Regions from separate parts of the Mus musculus genome. Here all the other regions are linked to region 2. A link is a loop called in an ENCODE intact Hi-C map of the cell type or tissue named here. Cell type or tissue: left cerebral cortex. All regions are shown on one strand. Region 1 has its middle 79 kb from the start of Pcmtd1. Region 2 overlaps Pcmtd1 (protein-L-isoaspartate (D-aspartate) O-methyltransferase domain containing 1). Region 3 has its middle 46 kb from the start of Alkal1.

Evidence for each region. Peaks named below come from ENCODE experiments on the same cell type or tissue, not always from the same donor. Only the 100,000 strongest peaks of a DNase experiment are listed, where the experiment ranks them.
Region 1: a loop joins it to region 2, with 7 times the contacts of the local background. A loop is called at or near these places in 14 of 42 quality-filtered maps.
Region 3: a loop joins it to region 2, with 8 times the contacts of the local background. A loop is called at or near these places in 2 of 42 quality-filtered maps.

What each region holds. Positions count from the first base shown.
Region 1 is chr1:7,006,116-7,014,115 of GRCm38, forward strand. No RefSeq gene overlaps it. Among named protein-coding and RNA genes, the nearest start is that of Pcmtd1, 79 kb to the right of the region's middle. In left cerebral cortex, a CTCF peak has its summit at 4,239 (motif pointing right); a DNase peak (open chromatin) is centred at 4,244.
Region 2 is chr1:7,133,851-7,141,850 of GRCm38, forward strand. All of the region lies in intron 2 of Pcmtd1 (protein-L-isoaspartate (D-aspartate) O-methyltransferase domain containing 1), which reads left to right. It also overlaps the pseudogene Gm26983. Among named protein-coding and RNA genes, the nearest start is that of Pcmtd1, 49 kb to the left of the region's middle. In left cerebral cortex, a CTCF peak has its summit at 7,822 (motif pointing left); DNase peaks (open chromatin) are centred at 4,048, 4,382, 4,897 and 5,452; H3K27ac peaks cover 1,730 bases.
Region 3 is chr1:6,401,663-6,409,662 of GRCm38, forward strand. No RefSeq gene overlaps it. Among named protein-coding and RNA genes, the nearest start is that of Alkal1, 46 kb to the left of the region's middle. In left cerebral cortex, CTCF peaks have their summits at 57 (motif pointing left) and 4,846; DNase peaks (open chromatin) are centred at 55 and 4,862.

The DNA.
Region 1 (8,000 bases), 130 kb before region 2:
ATCTGTACTGGAATTTGGTCCCCTCTTCTAATGTATCTGAAGACAGCTACAGTGTACTCATATAAATAAAATAAATCTTTTTTTAAAATCTATTAATAATGAAATTACTTTAAATGTCATATCCTATGGATTTCTGATGCTTTTGAAGACTATTTATATATAGTATATCTGAACTGCTAAACACTGACTACTCTTAGCTATTTCTATTTGAATAATACTGAGAACACTTTATTATAATTAAATCAGACTCTAATATAACCATGAGTTTATCTGGCCCTTAACTTGTATTAATCATCCTGAAGAGTTTGCAACAGCAGCTATGAGAAGGACTGGGTCTAAGCCTTGTATTCTTAAATGAGTCATATAGGCACAATGCCTATCTAAAAGTAACAAAATTAATTTTAAAGTTTGTATCAATATATAAAGATTTATACCAAAAACTTAAGCCTATATCAATACATAAATTCTGTACAAATGTAAGAAATTATATCATTGGGCTAGAAAGATGGCTCAGTGGTTAAGAGCACTGACTGAGGCTGGGTGGTGGCGGCACATGCCTTTAATCCCAGCACTTGGGAGGCAGAGGCAGGCAGATTTCTGAGTTTAAGGACAGCCTGGTCTACAGAGTGAGTTCCAGGACAGCCAGGGCTACACAGAGAAACCCTGTCTCGGAAAAAAAAAACAAAAACAAAAACAAACAAACAAACAAACAAACAAAAAGACTGCTCTTCTAAAGATCCTGAGTTTAATTTCCAGCAACCACATGGTGACTCACAACCATCTGTAATGGGATCTGATGCCCTCTTCTGGTGTGTCTGAAGAAAGCTACAGTGTACTCATTAAAAAAAAAAGAAAGAAAGAAAGAAAGAAAGAAAGAAAGAAAGAAAGAAAGAATAACATCAATTTTGCGTCAAATATAAAGATTTCTACCAATGTAAAATTATGACTATACAGTATTTTAAGAATAAATTTAGCAATCCATCCAATATATCTAGTTTCTTATAATATTACTATATCCCTCTTTTTCTTTCATAATATAATTGTAATATGAATACCTAGTATTCAGGTTATTTGATGTGCAACCCCTGTGAAAGGGTCATTCATCAACACCCCCCCAAGGGGTCACGACCCACATTTTGGCAGCTGCTGTCCTAAGAGCTTGGATTGCAGGCATATACCACGACACCTGACCCATCTGAATCAGTCAGACCAAGCATTTGTCACCGTGTCACAGGTAAGAGTGCATGCTCAGAAGTGCTAGTCCCAATATGGATGAGGGCATCCAGAACCCTGTCATCCAGTGTCTCGTGAGATGCAGACACCACTGTATCTGGCCACGAGTTGCTCTCTTTTTCTTTTCTCTTCTTCTCTTCTCTTCTCTTCTCTTCTCTTCTCTTCTCTTCTCTTCTCTTCTCTTCTCTTCTCTTCTCTTCTCTTCTTTTCTTCTCTCCTCTTCTCTTCTCTTCTCTTCTCTTTTCTCCTCTTTCTTTTTTCTTTGGGGGCTGGCTTTTTAGATAGGGTCTCACTATGTAGCCACTCTGGAGTTTGAACTCACTTCATATCCCAGACTGGCTTCACACTTCCTACCTCAGCCTCCTGACCACCAATTAGTTTCTTAACTTAGATTCTGTCAGAACAAGACATTGAACATGGAGTAAATCAACAGATTTGAAAGGTGATTTCAGGAAATGCCACCACAAAGTCATAGGAAAGTGAGAGAAGGAGGGAAAAAAACAAAAAGGGCTGTAATACCAAGCCTATCTCTAGGGGCCTCCTGGGGACCTTCAGAGCACAGGACATGGAGTGGGGTGTAAGTATTGTGTCATGTGGTACTAAGGTACTTTCTTCTGCAGCAGGTGACTTCTAGGGTTACTGCCTGTGTTCAATTGGCTTGGAAAGTGGGATATGAGGTGCAGATCTTTGCCAAGTGTGCAAGACCACAAGTTTGGTTTCAGATGTTAGTGCTAGCTCTTCTGTTTCTGGTTTGGAAGATGAAAGAACGGGGAATTCTACATGATGTACATTGCCTTAATTAATTACTCAGTAATCACAATGGCAGAAATTTAGGGAAACAGCCATGGAAGAAAAATCAGGGCTGCCTGGCTAGGGCAACTGAGGAGGCTTCTGAAGAGATGCAGCATAGAAGGACAGGAAATCTTCAGCATACAGGGCAGAAAGTTGTCCCAGAAGACGAAAGGACACCTGGGGCTGTATGATCTCGGAAAGGACACCAATATTTCCTGCCAGAAGCACAGGTTACTGGGTCTCTGAAAAGGGGGCCCCAGGATGGCCTTTATTGTGGGGACAGAAAGTACAGCTCCCAGGGAAAGAGCACTTACTGCAAACTTGTTGGTGATGGTGAGTCCTGAGTCAAAGCCACAAATGTAAGGCAGGAAGAAATGCAACTAGAGGCAGGTAACAACAGACTCTTCATTTCTTCATAATTAGAAAATAAAACAATAAAGAAGCCAGGCCTGCTAGTCTACCCTGTGATCTCAGTTATCACCAAAGCAAAGACAGGAAGGTTGTGGGTTCCAGGACAGCCTGGACAACACTGTAAGACACTGTTTTAAAAAGAAAAAACAAAGAAAGAAAGAAAGAAAGAAAGAAAGAAAGAAAGAAAGAAAGAAAGAAAGAAAGAAAGAAAGAAAAAGAGGGAAACAAGTGAGGAAGTAATGTGTAACAAAGTTGATTTTTCAAAGGGCAGCAAAGAGCTGGAATGCAGTGTAGGCATGGAGCTTTGCATAGTGTACTCAAGGCCCTGAATTCTCATCTCCAGCACTGTGGAAGAAACACGGTATGTAGAGGCTACATCACTAAACACTGGTAACTAAGTTAAGAGTGCTGTAGACAAAAATAAAGCCCTGCATACAAATGTGTGCTACTTCAATAAAAGTAGTGGGAATTAGTGATATGAGTTCCACCCCACAGCTCAATGCTGTAAAGAATACCGTCAGTCCAGCACTGTTATTTCCACAATGTTCTCAGGTGCATTTCATGAGCCCTGTCTCCCTCCAATGACATTGTATTTTCTGATTGGTAAAGCAGAAACCTACCCTCACTTCTTAAAAAATTATCAAAATTATAGTCACTAATAGTTCCCAAATATTCAGTGCATTTGTTCTGTGGAGGTTCCATGGTTAAGAGCATTTGTCTCTCTTGCAAAGGACCTGGGTTCAACTCGCAGCACCCATGTGGCAGCTCACAACCATCTGTAGTTGCAGTTCCAGGGCATCGGATGCTCTCTTCTGGCCTGTATGGACATTACACATACATGTACTACACATACATATGTATATGCAACTAAACACTTAACTTTTTTTTAAGAAAGAAAGTTGTTTTCATTTATCTGCTTAAATAATTTCCCATAAACAGGGCCACTTTGAAACTCATTGAGATAGCTCAGTCAGTAAAGTGTTTTGTTTTTTTTTTTTGAAAGTACAAGAATTTGAGTTTGATGTAAAAACCCATTTTTTAAAGCTAGATGTGCTAATAACAATAGAAGCTTGGCATGGCCCCCAGTGCTTGCAATCCCAGCTCTGAAAAGGTAGAGACAGGTAGGTCCCCAGACTCACTAACCAGCCAGCCTAGCCTCATTGGTGAGTTCTAAGCCAGTGAGAAAAATCTGTCTCAAAATAAGTGTGTGGCACCAGAGGCATTGAAGCTATCCCCAGAGCTCCTCTACCTGCAAACACACACAAAATAAATAAAAATGAAAGAATGTTTAAACAAAATAAAAGCATTATCCCACAACCTGTGCATAAATTAAATTTCTACTTAATTTTTAGAAAATAAAGAACTAAAATAATAATTATTATTAATAATAGTAACAACAACAACCATAAACTAAACACACACATAGAAAAAAACCCATATCACTCAGGAGGCAGAGGCAGGTGGATTTCTGAGATCGAGGCCAGACTGGTCTACAAAGTGAGATCCAGGACAGTCAGGGCTACACAGAGAAACCCTGTCTCAAAAAACAAAACAAAAAAGGGGAAAAAGAAAAAAAGAAAGAAAGAAAGAAAGAAAGAAAGAGAGAGAGAGAGAGAGAGAGAGAGAGAGAAAGAAGGAAAGAAAGAAAGAACCTGTCCAGTTGGGCTGTGAAAACAGGAGAATCAGGAGCTCAAGGTATTCCTCAGCTCCAGGGTGAATTTTCAAGGATCCTGGACTCTGTCACCCTATTTGCAAACCAACAAGACTTTATTTCCTTCACTACTATCCCTGAATTTGCAGTGCATGCCACAAGATGGCAGTGGGTCTCTTGCTTCATATAATGTTGTTGAATAAAAAGAGGAGTTGCACACTTCAAGATATGGTTGAGAAGGTTTGTATTGGACATATGAGGGAGAATAGAGGCAGAGGAATCCGGAAATGGGTGGGGGTGGGGGTGAGAGAGCAAGAGAAGACACCAAAAGCCAGGAGGTGAGGACTAAGAGAACCAAGAGCAGACAAAGGAACAAGGAGAGGAGCCAAAGGAAAAAGAAGAAACATGTGGAAGAGCATGGCCAAAACCAGCAGGGTTTTATAGGATCAAAAGCTGGAGTAAAGGAAGAGAAACCCCTGGGCTGGGGGAGTTTAGGGTAGACTGGGAGTGGAAAGTGCAGAGAGGAGCCACTGCTACTGAGTAAACCCAGATGCCAGCATCCACTCTGGTATGGTAATAGCCATTTGTTCCAACTTTCTTTTGGAACCTGACAGTCATCATTTCCAAATCTTTAAGAATACTCAGCAAGCCCTTGAATTTAGGTAAAGATGGAATCGGAGGCTTCTTGAGGATCATAAACCACCTATATGTAGCCTACCCCAGCCTTGAAGCGGGCTGATTCAGACTTTGCTGCCACTGAATATGAGATCACCTGGGGTGTAGCCTTCTGACTTAGATGGCTATATTGTTACGTCAACTATCACTGCTCTTCTCCAAGACTCTGCTACCTGCAGAGAGACCCTTGAGACATTCCAGAGACACATCCTATCCTGCATGTCACCTACAGGCTGGCTCAAAGCACCAAGAATGGACTGGTGGGGGGTGGGGGAGATGGGCCTTCCCCCCCTTCTAAGCACAGTCTCTTAGTAAACTCGTAGGCCTTGATCAGAGAAAATTTGTCTTGGCTTCATCATTCTTTTCTTGCAGTCTAAGTCTCTTTCAATGCCAGCCTACCGTCCAGAAATACCCGGCTGCGGGCTGGCTTACTACAGATTGGTGCCAGAAACAGGGACCTGGAAACAGCAGGAAAACACTGAGGGATCGCTGTCTTGTGTGGAGCTCCACAAGAAGGAAAGAATAAGAAGATCATATCGGGCACAGTGAGCAACAGGTATTTATACTAGCACTGGTTTTAAACGTCATTTTTTAAAGTGTTGCTGGAGGTGCGATAGGATATGGACTAAGTTGGAACAGTGCTGACCCAGCGCTGGTTCCACTTAGGTTTGACAGCGAAATCTGGAACTAGAAACTCCCAAACAGGTGGTTGTCTGCAGCTTTCAAGAGCTGCTTCAGGTGAGAGGAATAGGGTTTAAAATAGTAAAATTAAATAAAATAGTAGAAAATGGATTTTGAAACTCTCCCAGAGACAGAGAGAAATTGGGGAACGCCCTGTGTTATTCTCTCTGGCCCCTACAGCAGAAGTTCTCTGCCCTCTTTGTGTTGTCTAATGTCTGGTGCACCAATCCGTTCATGTGTCAATTCATGTGTGTTTTGTTTCATTGTCTGAATGACTGAATGTTCTGTGTTTCATGTTGGAAAATAAAAATGGCTAAGACTTTATCTGCTGGTTCAGCAAAGCCCAAGAGTGGCCCACACTTTAGCCAAGAATTAAGCACAGCAGGGGAGCCACTGTTGGAAAAACTGTTTTTAAAGAAAAGTAGTCTGCAACCTCTTGGTTCTAAGGCAAATAAACTGATGGTTTTTTCCTAGAAAATTCTCTGTAATCGTGATTATTGTGTTTAGCAAATGACAAAATGCTTTTTTATCTTATAATTATAGCTAGAGAAAGTAAAATTCTTTGATTGGTCTAAATTTATAGGATTCCTGTAGCCACTTAGTTTGGGTTTTTACTGGTCTTAAAGGTATAATATACTCTGCGTGTCTTCATCATAGAATATTAGCTTATAAGTTATTGGGTATGATTTAAAAGGTGTAACATTGGTAGCAAGACAGCTTTAAATTGGTAACTAAGGTTTGGAGTCTTTCAAACACGTGGCATAAAGCAGGACAAAAAACTAGGCCTCTAAGGATACTTCTAGTTGAGATAATATTTAATGTGATTCTTATCCTAAAAGGTAGACTTAGAGATAAGATTTAAAACAATGTCTCTTTAATGAAGCATTAAAATTTGCACTGTCATGTAGTCATAGGTGTAAATTAGCAGCTAAACTTCGTAACATGATAGTAATGTTTCTAATATTGATTCTAAAGATGATAAATTGTTTTGAAATTGGGTTTTGTTTTCCCAAAGTTGTAGTTATAGTCTAATATTGCAAAAGAAACTTAAAAGTTCTATAATCTGTCCTCACAGCAAGAGGAACAAAGCTCAGATCAGCCTCTGTGGGGCTTGTGAGACTTTCTTTTGTTTTGCAAACAGTGCCTAAGGAAGTTCTTGAAACTTGCCTCTCCCTGCCTCCAGGGGAATTTTCTTTTAGCAAAAAACACTGTTGCAGATGTATCCAGATGTTGTTCTAAATAAAGTTTAAATTCAGAATTCATAAAAGGTCAGTCAGGCTGTAGAACTTATAAAGGCATTATAATCCGGCTTGCCTACTTCATGTAAAGTTATTATAGATTTAAAGGTTTGTTTTTTCCTTTGCATCCTGATAATTGTAAAGTGTTTGCTTCTAGTGAACTGGTAATCACTGGAAAATTTTGCCTCTAGGTATGGCTAATACAGCTTTATGTTATGTAAGAAAATTTTTTATTGTCTCTGCTTCAATACAAGAAGCTAAGAGTTTGAATTTTTTCAGTATATATTGTTTCCTAAGTGGAAAGTATTTTATTAGCTAATGCCTCTCAAGGGAAGTTTACTTCAAATTTTTGCTCTCACACAATGAGATTTTAAGTTCTAGGGAGTAGTTGTTGCTTCAGAAAAGATTCAGAGGCAATATCTTTATAACATTTGGGGTTTTAGTTATACTATAAAGTTGTGGTACAGAAAATCTAGAACAAAAAATTGATTTATTTCAAAATTTTATTTTCAAAAGCTTCCAAGAGATGTTAATTAGCTAAGGTCTCACCTTAAGGTCTTAAAGTGACTTAAACCTTTGTCGGATGTTATCTTGAGAGTCACAAATTAACTGGTAAAGAACAAAAGGCTTTCCAGAAAATAAAGGAAGCTTTTATAATTGCTATCAATTACAATCAATGATAATTAAATATTAGCTGCTTATTTTAATTATGGTTATTAAGTGTGCCCACAGCAATTCTTTGGCAAGAGAAAACGTTAATGTAAAATCATTTTTCTTCACCTCCTGGCCAACCGTTAGCCTACAGGGAGGGCCGGTCAGCTGGCTGCTGGCTGCTGTGGGGCAGGGCTGTGGGGTATGCAGCTTTCCCTGAGCAGTGATGGCACGGGAGGAAGCCAAGAAGTGGGCGCCTTTGTAAAGTACTCAGCGGCGGGCCTGAAACGGCCTTAGCTCTGGTTGTGTGCACCATGGCCCCCATGGGCTTCCGCCTGTCCCCGCTGGGGATGGCCGTATTTTTCCTGTTGGGGCTCAGGGTGCTCTGCCCTCTCTGCTCGGGCTTTCTGGCCTGCCACTTCAGCCTCTTCGGCCTGGATAGTGAACCTGCGGCAGGGGAGGCCAAAGTGGCGTTCACCTCAAAGCAAAGTTTTGACATCCTATTAAGGCTGCTGTGGTGCTAATTAAGAATTGTAAGATAAATTCGTATATTTTAGAAAAACTATAACAAAAAATTATGTCTTAAAAGCCTGACAAAGTGTCTGTTCCTTGTTCCAAACAGCAACTAATTTGGTTATTGCAGAATATTGATATTTGGCCTATTGCAT
Region 2 (8,000 bases):
AATTCTTGAATCATACATTTTGAATTTTTCCTTTGTCAGCTTTGTACATTTGATCAAAAACCCTCTTTAAGAGTGAACTGCACGATATTCTATGCTAGGCTGTTTTGAGATTTCCTTTGTCAATGCATTCAATATAAATCTTTTTACCTTGGCTTTAGGCAGACTCTTTGGACAAGGGCAAAAATGTAGCCATATTCTTCACCTCAATATCATAAGAATTATCTCTAGGCAACATACGAAAACTATTATTCTGTGAACCCTCTTGTACCAGGCACCCATACTTCAAATTATCCTCAGCACCACTGTCATCCATAATTTTATTAGGATGGGCCCATTAAGCCCCACTTGGAGCATTCCATTGCTTTCTTTATCCAATATCCCAAATCCACACTCCTCCAAACAAAAACATGGTCAGGTTTATCACAGCAATACCTAAGTACCTGGTACCAACTCTGTCTTAGGGTTTCCATTTCTATAAAAAGACACTCTGACAAAGGCAACTTTTATAAAGGCAAACATTTAATTAGGGCTGTGACACACTTCCTCCAACACAGCCACCCCTACTCCAAAGCCATACCTCCTAATAGGTGGCACTTCCTTTGTGCCAAACATTCAAACACATGAGGGCCATACCTGTTCAAACCACTACAGTTATTACTTTTTATTAGAACTCTAGTTATTTTTAGATATAAGAAGACAGAAAGAACATCTATGAAGCAGTGGTCAAAACTAAGTTTTAATCTATTTTGTTTAAAGATTTACTTATTTTATATATGTGTATGTCGCTGTCTTCAGACACATGGTTGTGAGCCACCCTGAGGTTGCTGGGAATTGAACTCAGAACCTCTGGAAGAGCAGTCAGTGTTCTTAACTGCTGAGCCATCTCTCCAACCCAGTTTTAATCTATTAAGCTGCCCTAGAAGCCTTATTCTCACACTATACCACCTTATATTGATTTGTATTCCATGTGTTAAATCAGAGCGAGGGCAAGTGAACAAGTCACTGGGACCTGAAGGACTGCCTACAGAAAGCTTGTAATTCTCTGAGTTTGTGAGTCAGGTGTGGTTCTTGCCTATGCAATGACCACATTTACAGAAGCCTTTTCCTCAGCATGTGCTTGCTACAGTCTTGTTACAGGGATTCAGGCAGAAGCTGGGAGAGTAGGGCATCTCTGGCTTGGTAATATGCAGTTAAGAAATAAGATGCCACTTGGGGGTTTCTTTTCTCTTCTCTTCTCTTCTCTTCTCTTCTTTTCTTTTCTTTTCTTTTCTTCCTTCCTTTCTTCCTTTCTTTTCTGTGTAGATCTGTTCCCCATTTTTTTTTCATTTTTTATTAGATTTTTTAATTTACATTTCTAATGTTACCCTCTTTCCTAGCTTCCCCTCTGAAAATCCCCTATCCCCTCCCCCAACCCTGCTTCCCAACCACCCATTCCCATTCCTGGTCCTGTCATTCCCCTATACTGGGGCATAGAAACTTTACAGGACCTAGGGCCTTTCCTCCCATTGATGACCGACTAGGCCATCCTCTGCTACATATACAGCTAGAGCCACAAGTTCCACCATGTGTTTTCTTTGATTGGTGGTTTAGTTCCAAGGAGCTCTGGGGGGGGGGGGGGTACTGGTTAGTTCATATTGATGTTCCTTCTATGGCTTCAGACCCCTTCATCTCCTTGGTTACTTACTTTCTGTAGCCTACATTGGGGACTCATGGAAGGAGTTACAGAGACAAAGTTCAGAGCAGAAGCTGAAGGAATGACCATCTAGCGACTGCCCCACTTGGGGATCCATCCTATAAACAACCACCAAACCCAGATACTATGGCAGATGCCAACAAGAGCTTGCTAACAGGAGCCTGATAGCTGTCTCCTAAGGGGCTCTGCCAGGGCCTGGCTAATACAGAAGTGGATGCTCACAATCATCCATTGGACGGAGCACAAGGTCCCCAATGAAGGAATGGGGGTTCTTGTCTCATTCAGAAATGAGTATAGAGGATAGGCGAGAATTAGAGCATTCTTGTTCAGAGAGGGGCAGTTAAGAGTTTTCTTCGGAAAGTTAAGGTATACTTGAAGCAGTTATCCATAAATTTAATTTTGCTCCACACTTGAAGAGTTAGGTTGCTTCAAGTCCTAATATGTTGCATTAGAACATCACCTTTGGTTTTAAAGTCAAAATAAATTATGTTCTGCTCACCTAACTGTCTTCCCAGAGCTCAGGATTTTTACAAAGGACTCTCAGCACTGTCTTTGTTCCTGTGTAGAGAGAAGTTGAAGAGAAGAAAAAATAAGCTTCCCAAATCTTTTTTTTTTCACAGTCCACGAAGGCTTTTTATTTATGATTTACATTTAAAAAAAGAATCCCAGGATTTTCCCTCCTGTATGTTTTCATCTTGCCTCTTCATGGTCCATGATGCCAGCCAAGGTTGTCAGCACGATGAAGCCAAACTGCAGTGATAGGAGCAGGTTGTTCTGCCATTTCTCTAGGTCTTTGAGTTGAATATCAAATCTGGGGCTTATAATTCCACACTTGTTCAACCTTCCTGTGAGGTTCACAACAATCTTCCCAGCTCTGTGATCATCAATGATCTAGAATTCACCAATGTGCCCATGCTTCATCATCACGGTTAAGAACTGAACGATGACTTTAGAACACGCCTGATGAGGACCTGGCGTTTGCCTCTCTTCTCAGCATTGTTGATGCTCTTGAGAGCATCCGCCAGAACAGTCATTCACACCATGGTGGTGGTGAGGGAAGATGCCAGAAAGAGTGAGCTGGGCAAACACACAGAATTATGGGGCCCAAATCTTTTACCTTATAGTAATGAACTAAATACCAAACCATTACCGTTACTTCATTCTTACAGCTGCTGATTCAGGTGAAGGTGGTTCCTCATTAATACCGTTTCTTTTTGGCTTGGGGATTTATTCCTATTTTCCAAATAGAACCTGTAATATAGAAACTATAGTTCTAGTAAGAGCAGTAATACATACATATAGTTATCCAACTTAAATACTTTATTTTCCTAGCCTCTTGACTAATTCTTTCATTATCAGAAGTGACTAAGGAGAGTCCCATAATCATTCCAGTGCTGAGAACACTGCCACTGTGGTGGTTTCTACAGCGTGCACTCTTAAAGGTGGAGCAGGCCACAAGCAGGGGACTCATTGGCAGCTTGTCCTGAGGGGCTGCTGGTTAGTTATAGTGTGCACTACCATCCTGTTTGGTCTGCATGCCTTGTTGCAGGATGGTAAATGATCCTTATTTAGAGTGCTTACATTTCCTTTGCCCTCAGAAAATGTTCACGTATTTCCCCGCGTGCTTTCTCTCATTTCCTCTTGTTTTAATCAGGAATGGCTTATGTACTGGAGATCTTACTGTTTTCCTCTTTATTTTTATTCTGTATGTGTGAGTATTTTGCTTGTGTGAATGTCGGTGAAACTTGCGTGTGCCTGGTCCTTTTGAGGCCAGAAGGATCCCATTGAACTGGAATTACAAAGGGTTGTGAGTAGCCATGCGCGGACTGGGAAGTGAGTTTGAAGAACAGCCAGTGCTCTTATAGAGGCTCTCTCTCCAGCCTCAAGTTTACCCATTTTTAAGTCTTTAACTCAGTGAGTTTTTCAATGGTAACATGGTGTAAACTGCCACAGTCTAGTCTTTAAAAACCTCTATTAGGCAATATTCAGTAGTTGTATGTTATTGTTACTGTTTTTGTTTATTTATGGTTTTATAAGCATTTATTAGCATAGAATTTTATGTTTCTTCAGACTCTGTAAGGACTTCTTTAGAATGGTCTTGCCCCAACTCTTTGTTCCTGGTGAGATCAAACATTCTGCAGACGTCATGTTTCATGCTAAGGAGAAATTCTGTTTTTTTACATTAAACATTGGTTTGAGTCTTGATCCTCTATCCTGTGTTTTAAAGAAAGATTTCCGTCTTTTTAGTAATTATGGAGAGTATTCTTGAAAAGTAACTTGGTTATGGTTGTGAGCAAATCTCTCTTGAGAATGGTTTCTCTTATTATCACAGTTAAGCTGGCAAAGCGCCATGTTGTGTACACTGTGCTGCTTAGTCCTGTATAGTCATCTGTGTGTCTTTTTTTTTTTTTTCTATCCCAATGGCCTGGACTGCATTATTAGCATGTTTTTTTTAATTTATTTTAAAAATCAGTTTACAAAATATCAGGCTCCTTTGTGACATTTTCCTACCTACTTTCTTCCTCCTGATTGATTTTTGCCCAAGCTCCTCCTGCCTTTTTTTTTCCTCAATGTGCCCTTTAATATCACATGTTCTCTTTTCTTCTTGGCTGCCTTCTTAAAATTCTTTTCCCTGTACCATGGACTGCTTTCCTGCTTTGGCAGCTTTTATTCTCCCATTCAGTTGCTCAGAGTGTAGAGATTAAAATCTAAGAGCTACCCTATGTGAGAAAGCACAGTGTTTCTTTCTGATTCTGAACTACCTGGCTGTTTTTGGTATTAGTATCTTTCCAACCTGGATCATCTGTGTAGCAAATGGTCCTCTTTGCTTTTTGTCAAATTTAGTTGTAAGGCTCATGAGAGCAGTGCTTTTATGACCTGACCCCGCCCCCCATGAGTGCGGGCCTTTGGTGACACTCTGTGAGTGTAGTAGTGACTTTGTAGCCCCATGAGTGCACTGTTTTTGTTACCTACTGTGAGTGCAGTGCTATTATGATATCTCATGAGTGTAGAGCTTTTGTAGTTCCTATGAGTGCAGCACTTTAGTGACTTCTCCATGAGTGCGCTGCTTTTGTGACCCCATTTGAACAGTGCTTTTGGTGTCATTTGCAGATCTGGTGCAGAGGAGCAGAGATGTTGAGTCACTTGTGTATGTTCCAGCAGAAGTGTAAGAACTCTCTCCTCTTGCTTGTGCTGAGCAAGAAACTGCATTGCACGGAGGCCTGTGAGTGGAGCTCGAATCATAAATATGACAACAGTCCCTGGTGCTATCATAGCCAAGGCATATTCTGAGCTCATTTTAGCTTGTAAAGTTAAGTACGTTCTACCAGGATGATTTTAGTTTGTAAAATTAGATCCTCTCCCTCTCCCTCTCCCTCTCCCTCTCCCTCTCCCTCTCCCTCTCCCTCTCCCTCTCCCTCTCCCTCTCCCTCTCCATCTCTTTGTATCTTTGTTTCTGTATTTCATGCATGTACACACACACACACACACACACACACACACACACACACACAGAGGACTCTGCAGAACATCATTACTAGAAAAATAGGTTACTTTCAGAAAATTACTGGTTTTTTGCATCTGTTCCCCTGTTCATGTGAGAGAATTCATGGACAGCTCTTGTAATTGTAATATAAAGCCCACAGTTGTACAACTGTTTCTTTGTGGTGCAGTCATATTTAGGTTGTGTTGAATGTTGAGCTGAATGCATCGACTCATGGCAGCAGTTAATTGTAATTCACAGCCATGCTTGGTTTGCGGGGATGGTTTTGTTTTTTCTGGAACTGGTCCTCACATTCTGTTTTGAGTCTGCCTTCTGACAGAGTCAGCCCATTCCAGTCTAGGAAGAGAGGGAGTGTGTGTGTGCGCGTATGAGCATAAGAGTAATGCAATCTTATTGATCATACTCGCCCCCTCACTACCCTCTCTTCTGCTCTTGCTGAGCCCTTCTTTTCATGACTCTTCCCCTCTCTATCTTTGTTTCAGGCAAAGTTAAGTTATGTGAACACAGTAGGGATTCCTTACTGGTGCATGGGCAACTTACCAGTATCTGTACTACTGAACAAGTCAATACCCCTCCCCTGCTAATAGCTCATCAGGGAGGGTTAGGGCCTCAGGAGCACATCTCTTTCCTGCCTCAAAAGGATAATGTTGAAGGAAACAGTCATACATAGTTCCTGCTCAGGCATTTACAGCTGCTGCGTGTATCCTGAAGTCAGTGCTTCGTAGCATTACTCCCCTTTCCTTGGGTATCTAATTTCCAGATCTCCTTCTATTGTCTTTTTGTAAATGACTTGTTCACTTAAATAACTGCAACAACAACAAACCTTTGTCTTTAGCCTATATTGAAGAATGGATCTCTCTTTTGTTTTGGTTTCAGTTTCATCGAATGTTACAGAATCCATGAATTTCCAGAACCTCAGGGTTAACTGACCCATGTCTAGACACGGAATTCGGAGAGTACTCACAGTCTTTATCCTTACAAATGTGGTCACATACTATTTCTTCAGGATACATAGGAAATTACCCTGTCCTTATCTCAATCCTTCCCTCAATTCTTTTCCATACAATACAAAAATTTCACTATATTCTCTTCGTCCCATGTTCCCTTTCTTGGTGAAAGTCCAGTTTCCTTCTGAACTATGCAAGGTAAAGACTTGAATACCAGCCTTTTTAGTCTCCTGCTGTGGAGAAGGCAACAGACTCATTTCCAGAGTTCAAATCCTCAACATATCAGAAGGCATGCTTTGAAACAGCTTTCCTTTTTCTTCTTGCATTTAATCCAACGACCATCCCACTTCCACTGTAATGTAAAACCCTGAGGATACCTGATTCTTTAAAAATAATATTTATGTGATCTAATAGGGAGAAAGTAGGCCTGAAACAAGAAGAAAGGTTGTCTTACAGATAGAAAGTAAGTATGTAATCAGTCTGAAGATTTTTCTATTAAATTTGTTTTTAATCTAGTATATTTATTTGTAAGATTTACTAATTGCCTGATAGTAGCTTTGATATAAATTTGCAATTTCTTTCCTTTATTATGCTTCTATGAAGTATTTGCATTAGACCCTATATCAGCTGCTGAAAATACCTAATAGAGAATAATAGCACTTCTCCTATTAGTACTTCTTCATTCTGCTCAATAAATTCACATTTCAGCATGAGTTAGTCATTTCTGGACCTGGATGCCTGCAGTAAAATTGAGGTAGGTAGGCATTGTAGTAATCTCAGTACAGAACAAGAGGCTTGAAGTTCAAGGCTAGCTGAGCCACAAAGTAAGGCCCTAATTCAGAAGAAGTGGGAAAAAGCCAATGAAAATGAATTTGGGGGAAATTAATTTTGTTGGATCAAGATCTGTAGCTATGTAAATTTTTGTGAAAGCCAGAGAATCATGACTTTAAGAAAATCCTTAATTACATAACAAATTCAAGAGTTTAAAGCTAGCCTGAACTACAATGAGACCGTCTCAAGCCAATAACAGAAACTCATGAGGAATTATCTCAAGAACCCAAATAAGAAGTGAAAATGAAGTAAAAAGAAACTAGTAGTTATCTACATAGATTTAGAAGGGTCAGGTGCCTTGCAAGGTGTTACTGGCAAAATCTAGGATTTTTTTTTTTTTATGAGACTTTGCCAAACCTAGAAGAGAGAGAAATTTCTCATTTTCAGAATAAACTATTACATAGCGATTCTTAGGAAAAGTTGGACAGTAGTTGCCTTTAATCAGTGTTAGATAGAATGTGAGAACTCTGGGAATCACACACACCTCCATGTTTGGTTTTATTGGCAGGGATATAGCCCATGTAGGTTAGGCTGACTTTGAGCTTACAGGTGTAGCCCAAAGTGATCTTGAACTCCTGTTCCTCCTGCTTGCACCTCCCAGGTGCTGGGATTAAATACATTTGTCACTAAACCTGGCTCTTTATGCTTTGACATACTATCTATAATTCATTTTTTTTTACCTGTCACAGTCTACAAGTTTACTTATACTTCCTAAAGTCTTATCTTATATAATTATAGTTACTAGTAATGAATATAATTTGTTAAAAAGTATTTTAATATATATAGTTTAATGTCATTGACTTTATATTGGTATCATAAAAACCAAATAACCAGTTCATGTACTCCCCCTTGTGGTAAATATTAGGGTTAGGCAAATGATTTCTTATATTAATATTTGTTAACTGTTGGTAATACTTTACAAATGAAAACAGGGATTTGAATGGTCCAAAACAGTAACAATCACTCAGACTACACTGGGCATGATGATACATGCCTATAATGCTGTCCTGAGACAAAAAGACTGCTG
Region 3 (8,000 bases), 730 kb before region 2:
AAAACTTAAGCATAACCAGCTGAACACTTCTGCCCCCTAATGGACTCATATGCAAACAAAACAATCCCAATGTGTGCAGCAAAGTCTCTTATGTTTATAAATGTTGCATTTTTTAATGTTATCAAATCTTTGTTTGTATTGCTTAAACAACATAAATCACCTAGTTTAGACTAAGCAAAAAGAGACAAAATGAGAGTGTGCATTAGCTCCCAGTTCAAGCCTTGGCCTGGGCAACTGCTAGCTCATTCAAGGCAAGGCAACCGCTAAGTTGTAAGGCTAAATCCTGTGCTTACCTCTGGCTTCGAAGAATGAGGTTTTCACTGTTGTCCACTGGGGACTTTGCACAGGGGAGCAGAATTTCAGCAATCTTTTGATGTTTGGTTATGAGGGAAAAGAAAAACACATTTTGAAATGGATGTCTTAATACATTGTCCGGGTTGTCCTCAAACTCTTAGGTTCAGGTGTCTTTCCTGCTCCTTACTACGCAATATCTAGAATTACAGGCAGCCACCAGAGTGGCTTCTGCTTCTTCTGAACCGTATTGAACAGCTGCTTTATTCATTTGATTGACTTATATACTAGGAGGAAAAGTAGAATAGAGGCAGGAAGCATTGGCTTCTGTTTATTTTACTGATTCTCTAAACAAATGATTCATCATTACTGCTACAAGGGGCCTTCTAGGAATCACAGAGCAGACTTGGTTTGTAAAGTCATTTGCATCTATCTCTATCCACATGTAGAATTACGTTATTGCTATTAAAATGGCAATGTCCAAAATCAGAAATTTTGCTCAGCAGCTGTAGAATGCTCAGCCTTTGTAGAATGCCTTGAAATATGAAAATATGAATAAATGAATATACTTCTGATCTGCATTCTAATGGAAATATCTATGGCATTTATTAGAGTAAAATTCACACACCCACCACTTTATTTTTGAATGTATATCATGTGCCAAATTAAGTATTTGCTGGCATTATTTCATTTTGTTCTAATTTTTCTTTTCACACAAGGGTCTCACTGTGTAGCCACTTGCCTCAAACCTAAATTCCTCCTGCTTCAGCATTCAGTGTCCTGGGATTGCAGGCATAAGCCACCAGATACAAAACATGGTTCCTGATTTTTCACAAGTTTTGTGAGTAATATCAGCATTCAGTCTCACTCTAAAAACAAAGGGACTGGAGCAGTGAAGTGACTCAAAGAGTAAAGGTGCCTGCTGCCTCTCCAGATGGCCTGAGTCCATTACCAAGGCTTTCGTGATAGATGGAGAAATGACTCCACAAGCCATCCTCCGACCGATCCATGTCCACTGAAGCACAGATTCTGCCCCTACAAATAAATGTAAGGAAAAACAAAGGAGCTAAATCAAAGTTTTTCAGTAAATTCTTAAGTTTATCCAGATAATAAGCACCAGATGTAAGAATCGATCCAAAGTTTTTAGACTAAGACTGATTGACATTCTTTGGATTACATCACATTTTCTAAAGTATGAGAAGCCCTAAAAGCAACCTTTGGTAGAAATGGAGATAACTGTAGAGAAAAAAAGTGTTTCCATGGAAAACTGTAGCACACGTGAGTTTGTAGGTTCTATGTTTGTTTGTTTATTGTTGGAAGTTTTATTGTATACTGTGAATATTAGATAATATCCAGCCCTCTAAATTAATGTTTCCAAATGCTTCTGGCCTCTTGAATTAGCCAATCTTTCTCCAAAGTCCTGCCAATTTGGGGCAGACAATTCTTTTGTCTATTTGTCTCAATTTGGATTTTTTTTTTTCTAAAAAAAAATGATCTTGCTATATAACCTTGACTGGCTTTAAACACAAGGCAATCCTCCTGCTTCTTCCTCCTGAATGCCATCATGCCTAGCAAAGCAGGTAGACTGGTGTGAATTTTAGCATATATAGATGACAAAGGTGCTGTTGGTGTGTGGGCCACTGAGAAAGCCTGGACACCTTCCAGGACATGCATCAGAGCCCATTCACCCACTAGCCAGCTATGGGTGCTGCAAGCTTAAGCCCAGAAGTTTCACTGGCTGCCTGAGGTCAGACTCAAGGCTTTGGAGACCTGGCTTTGTGTTCGTTGTGTTTGTTGTTGTTTTGTTGTCACAGGACCTCATTTCATTAAGGGCCTGACTGCTGTCCTCACCCAACAGAGTTGCTTTACTGCGATATTCAACAGATGGACCTGCTGCTCCAAGTGGCCAGACAAATAAAGAGCAGATGCGCCTGCTTGCCCTCTTTTTCTCACCATCTTTTCTTCATCCCTTTTTAAATAAGAAGAAACAAAACTTAGACCTTGGGTCCATTTCTGACCCTTGTCCTAGGTGCTCCTGTGTACTTCTTTGTAAAATCCACTTCTAGAAGCAAATCCTGCTATGGAAATATATCCAGAAACCTTCCCTTTGTTACTCCATCAGATTCCATGTCTGACCTGGCCCCTCACCCTGTCAGTCACGTAGGTGATGTCTGATCACTGTCCAGTCTTCAGCAGACTCCTCTGAGGTCAGCTGACCTGTAATTCACTTCTCCTCTCTCAGTTTTCTCTTCATAAATTTGGTCCTCAGACCTAACCGCTCCAAAGCTATATGTTTGCACTTCCTGATGTATCTGTGGCGTAGAACCCACACACATACACTCTCGCTCCCTCATAGTTATGTCTGCTTAGTGAGCAGGTCCTGAATAAAGCTTTGCTATTTCCTGGAAAGAATCTGTGTCTGCAGAGGCTAATTGAGTGATTAAAACTTCAGAGATGCAAAATGTTGCAGGTCCAGAGCCTAATTACAATATATCTTGGGTGATCTTTATCCTACTAAACAGCAATTCTTTGCCCCCACTCTGTCAGATCCAACATTCTGTAGCTAACAGATAAATGGATGAAAAAATCCTCTAGGAATGTATAAAGCTAACAAACACCCTAGGTTTTGTTTTTTTTCCCAATACGAATGCTAACAGTGTTGTATCCTAACTACACTCTATCTTAACAAGGAGTTCTCTATCTTACTAAACCCACACACTTGATGTACCCATCAGTACTTGAAAGGTGTCTTGATGTATAGCTTTGTAGTCTTCTATTACAAAAAGTTTATGAAATTTCAACGTTGTAGGAACTTGGTATTTGAATAAATCTAAATCTATGTTCCTGAGGCACGGTCACTCATATTTGATTCCAGAATAAACCATTCTCTTCCTTTGAAAGGAGAGCTATGTCTCTTACCAATATTACTATACTTTAATGTGGGAAGCCGCCCTCACATTTGCCATTATAAGATGGCGCTGACAGCTGTGTTCTAAGTGGTAAACATAATCTGCACACGTGCAGGGGCAGTTTTCCCGCCATGTGTTCTGCCTTTCTCGTGATGACAACTGGGCCGATGGGCTGCAGCCAATCAGGGAGTAATACGTCCTAGGCGGAGGATAATTCTCCTTAAAAGGGACGGGGTTTCGCCATTCTCTCGCTTGCTCTCTGGCTCCTGAAGATGTAAGCAATAAAGCTTTGCCGCAGAAGATTCCGGTTTGTTGCGTTCTTCCTGGCCGGTCGCGAGAACGCGTGTAAGACTTTAACACGTACTATTGTTAACAATGGTTTACTGCAGCAAGAAATACTTTTTTTCAGAAGGTATAAAGAATATGAATTAGGTGTTCTTTCAAATTTAAAGACATTTGAGCACTAGAAGAAGTAGAAGACTAACAAAAATATGTTAAATTTACAGAAAAAACATTTCAAACAGTGGTAAAGACTAGACAAGCACTGAGAGCTTCTAGTCACCCAAAGATGTAAAGTTTAGGAGTAGTGAATGTTCATGGTTCAGAGATAATGAGGAGGAATACAACTAGAGCCCAGTAAACTCTAGATAATTATTATTGTGATCACTTGCCATTCGCTTCCGTTAGTTTCTAAAATGTATTTTTGGACAACTAGTTAATAGAAAACCCTTATTCCAAATTTCAGTTCCTCATTCTTCTGGACATGATTTTAACATTTAGCTATAACACTTATATCTATGTCTATTTCTGGAATGTTGACCAGAGAGGGTGACCAGACAGCACCTAGGTGATTTCTTCTTCTTGTTGGTTTGTCTCAATTAGATTTGAAACAAAACAAAAATAAAGTAAATAAACAAAAGACAACATCAAAGGTTTTCTGTTTTACTTATTGTTTGAGGGTTTTGGCTCTTCATCACTTAACTGTGGCTTGTGTAAGTGGCACCAAGATGTCAAACACAAGCACAAAGAACAAAGCAGACAAAAGCAAGTGTAGACAGGTCTTTAAACATCCACGTAATTCATAGCCTCAGATTGCGTTTGGAATTTGAGTTCTTTATGCACGATGGAAATGAAACAAATAGAAAATTACATGGAACAAATGATAGTTTGAATAAACACTAGATACAGCTCAGTGTGAAAGTCGATGGGTCAGAATCATTTTCTGAACCCGTGCTCCTTCCTTCTGTTGGCACATGGACCTGTTTTTCAGCAGTCCGACAAAGGAAGCCATTTGCAGAGGGAAACATTTTTGTACAGGGGATGGTCTCCAGGAAGGCAGATTTCACTTCTGTTCGGTTGTGCAGCACATTGCTGCTCCAGCTCCTGGTCCTGCTAGTCTGCATGTTGTCACTGGCCCCAGAGGGAAGGAAGACAGATGTGAGGAAACATGAAACCGCAATTACACTCTAAGAATACATTGTATGTTTTGTGTACTTTTAATGTCTTCTTTAGTTATTCATTTTTACAAAATCATTTCCCCACTGTGTATAAACTATTGCGGTAAATAAAGATCAAACAACAAACAAAACTGGGAAGTCAACTGATCACTGCGGGAATTATTTTTAATGTAGGGTCATCTTTCTTCCACACGGTGGCGCCTCGCTGTCAGACTTAAAAACACTGAAACATTGTGGCCACCAACAACTCCAGATGGGCTTCTCTGTGCTAGTAGTTTCATTTTGAAACAGAAAGTCAGTACTTAACAATCGCTATTCTGAGTACCTTTTTGCTCTCAGAAAGAAGAGCTAAGCAGATTCTGACAGGACTTAGGGAAGTCATAGCGCCATGTGCAATGGTTCAGAAACTTTAGTGTGTCAGAATCCCCTGGAAGCCCAAAGAAATAGAGACAGTAGATCACTTCCTAGTTTACAACTTGCAGCATCTGAGACCATACTCTGGGAGACTATTCTGTGACAAATTTTGAGGCCTCGGAATTATGTTCCAGTTCAAACTCAAGTTCAACTTCTGAGATGACTAAATGACCTGGAGTAGGGACATTGGTGATTAACTGAGGCTGGCACCTTCAGGTGGTTGGTATGAGGACAGCTGGAACAGACACAGGTGTCCCGGTACAATATGGGGCTTGGAAGTCTTGTTTTGTTTTATTGAAGACGTCACTTTTATTTGAAGTCAATAGCTGAATCACAAAGTACAAGAACATTCATTCAGGTAAGAAATTTCTTTTAAAACTGTAAATAAGTATTTTAAGCCAGGAGCATCACACGAAGCAGTTAGTATTCTCTGGTACTGACTCTACCCCTCCTTCTCTCTCTTTTGTTTTACCACAAAACTTTATTTTATTCCACTTTTAACATAATGAGTCTTTTTAAAGTTTCAAAACAAAAAGGCATAACTAAGTACCCTTTGTAAACATTAGAAATGAACTAAAATCTAGGTTATTCACTAAAAGTCAGGAGTCAGGCTGGGATCTTAGGTCTTAGGAGAACAAAATAAACCGAACAGCATCTAACAAACAGGGACATCTCTCTGTTTTTACAGCCCCTCTTTCCTGTGCAGCCCACCCTTATGTCTTACACCAAGCAAGGAGAGCAACTCATAAAAATCCCTAGAGCCCCCAATTAGAAGGATTCATTGTCCAACAAGGATGGTCTACATGCTATTCTTTGCCTTTTGAAGGAATTAGAAACACTCTCAGACCATTTAAAAATATTCTTATATTCTGACAAGTGGGGCTGATAGATCCATTCTAGTAGCTCCCCATCTGGCAGACCTCATACCTCAGAGGCTAAGACGGATCCTTCTCCGTAGTACTTAGTATGGTGATTTGAATGCAAACATTCCTCATAGATGCAGATGTTTGAATATTTAGTCTCCAATTGGTGAAGCTGTTTGTCATGCTTAAGAAGTGTCTTAGTCAGGGTTTCTATTCCTGTATAAACATCATGACCAAGAGGCAATTTGGGCAGCACTTGGGAGGCAGAGGCAGGCAGATTTCTGAGTTCGAGGCCAGCCTGGTCTACAGAGTGAGTTCCAGGGCAGCCAGGGCTACACAGAGAAACCCTGTCTCGAAAAACAAAAACAAAATCAGAAAAAGAAGCAAGTTGGGCAGGAAAGGGATTCAGCTTACACTTCCATACTGCTGTTCATCACCAAGGAAGTCAGGACTGGAACTCAAACAGGTCAAGAAGCAGGAGCTGATGCAGAGGCCATGGAGGGATGTTCATTACTGGCTTGCTTCCCCTGGCTTGCTCAGCCTGCTCTCTTATAGAACCAAGACTACCAGCCCTGGGATGGTCCCAGCCACAAGGGGCCTTTCCCCCTTGATCACTAATTGAGAAAATGCCTTACAGTTGGATCTCATGGCGGCATTTTCTCAACTGAAGATCCTTTCTCTGTGATGACTCCAGCTGTGTCAAGTTGACACAAAACTAGCCAGTACAAGAAGTATGGCTTTGGTGAAGGCAGTATGTCACAGAAGGTGGGCTTTGTTTAGACTCATGGCACTTCAGTTCCCTCTCTGTTTGCTGCTCTTAGTGTAAGATGTGAGCTCTCCATTTGCTGCTGCAGTCTGCATGCCTGCCTACTTCCACATTCCAATGATGTGGTGGTGAAAGGAATCATAGATGCCTTGGCACAAGTTTCCCCTAACATCTGTGCTGTGGAACTGGATTTGGGTTCCCCTGAAGCCAGCAGCAATTTGAATGGTTTGTGAGCAAAGCCCATATTGCTGGGTTTTTTTATTTTAGTTTCTTGGGTTTTTTTTTTATTATTATGGTAAAACACAATTAAAATTTACCAGTATGAAAGTTTAAAATGTGCAACCAGTTGCGTTAAGTATTTTCACAATATTTTGCAATTACCAACAAAACCTAAAATTTTTTTCATCCCAACGGAAGTCTCCCTTTGGCTGTCATTTCTATTACCCTGGCTACTTGGTTTTAAGTACTTCCTAAAAAACTTAACTTGACTAATGCTAACTTAACTTGCATGGTATATACTCAGAAAGGAAAGCTTAGAACCATGTCAGAAATTCTCTTAGCATGTGTCCTATGCCCAAGGTTTGTTTTCTGATAGCATATATCAAGTTAAAGCACATTTTCATATACATCTATTCATTCCCCTTTATATTATTGACACATTTTACAGACTTGTACACATCCGTTAACATGGATTCATAACTACTGTTTTATAGTTATCATGTGTCTTAGTTTGGGTTTTATTGATGTGAAGAGACACATGACCACAGCAACTCTTATAAAAGAAAATATTTAACTGGGCTGGCTAATGCAGTTCAGAGGTTTAGTCTATTATCCTCATGGTGGAAAGCATAGTGACATGCAGGCAGATGTGATGCTGGAAGGGGAGCTGGGAATTCTACATCTTGATCCACAGGTAGCAGGAAGAGAACTGTGAACCACTAGGCTTGGTTAGAGCTTGCGAGACCTCAAATCCTACTTCCTAGTGATGCGCTCCCTCCAACAAGTCCATGCCTAATTCAACAAGACCAAACTGAATAGTGCCACTCCCTATGGACATATGGGGGCCATTTTTATTTGAAGCACCACAACATGCATAGATAAAAAATACATTTATTTGTCTAGTCAATCCAGGGCATGTGGTACTCCAGAGAGAGTTTCTGTAAATATTTTTTTCTTGTAAGTCATGCTTTCTTGTTCTATGCATGCCTTGACTTTATTGGTGCTGGTTGTCCACACTGCACTGAATATTATCTCATGCATTTTAAAAGACAGAATGGAACAGAAAGAAAAATATATCCTA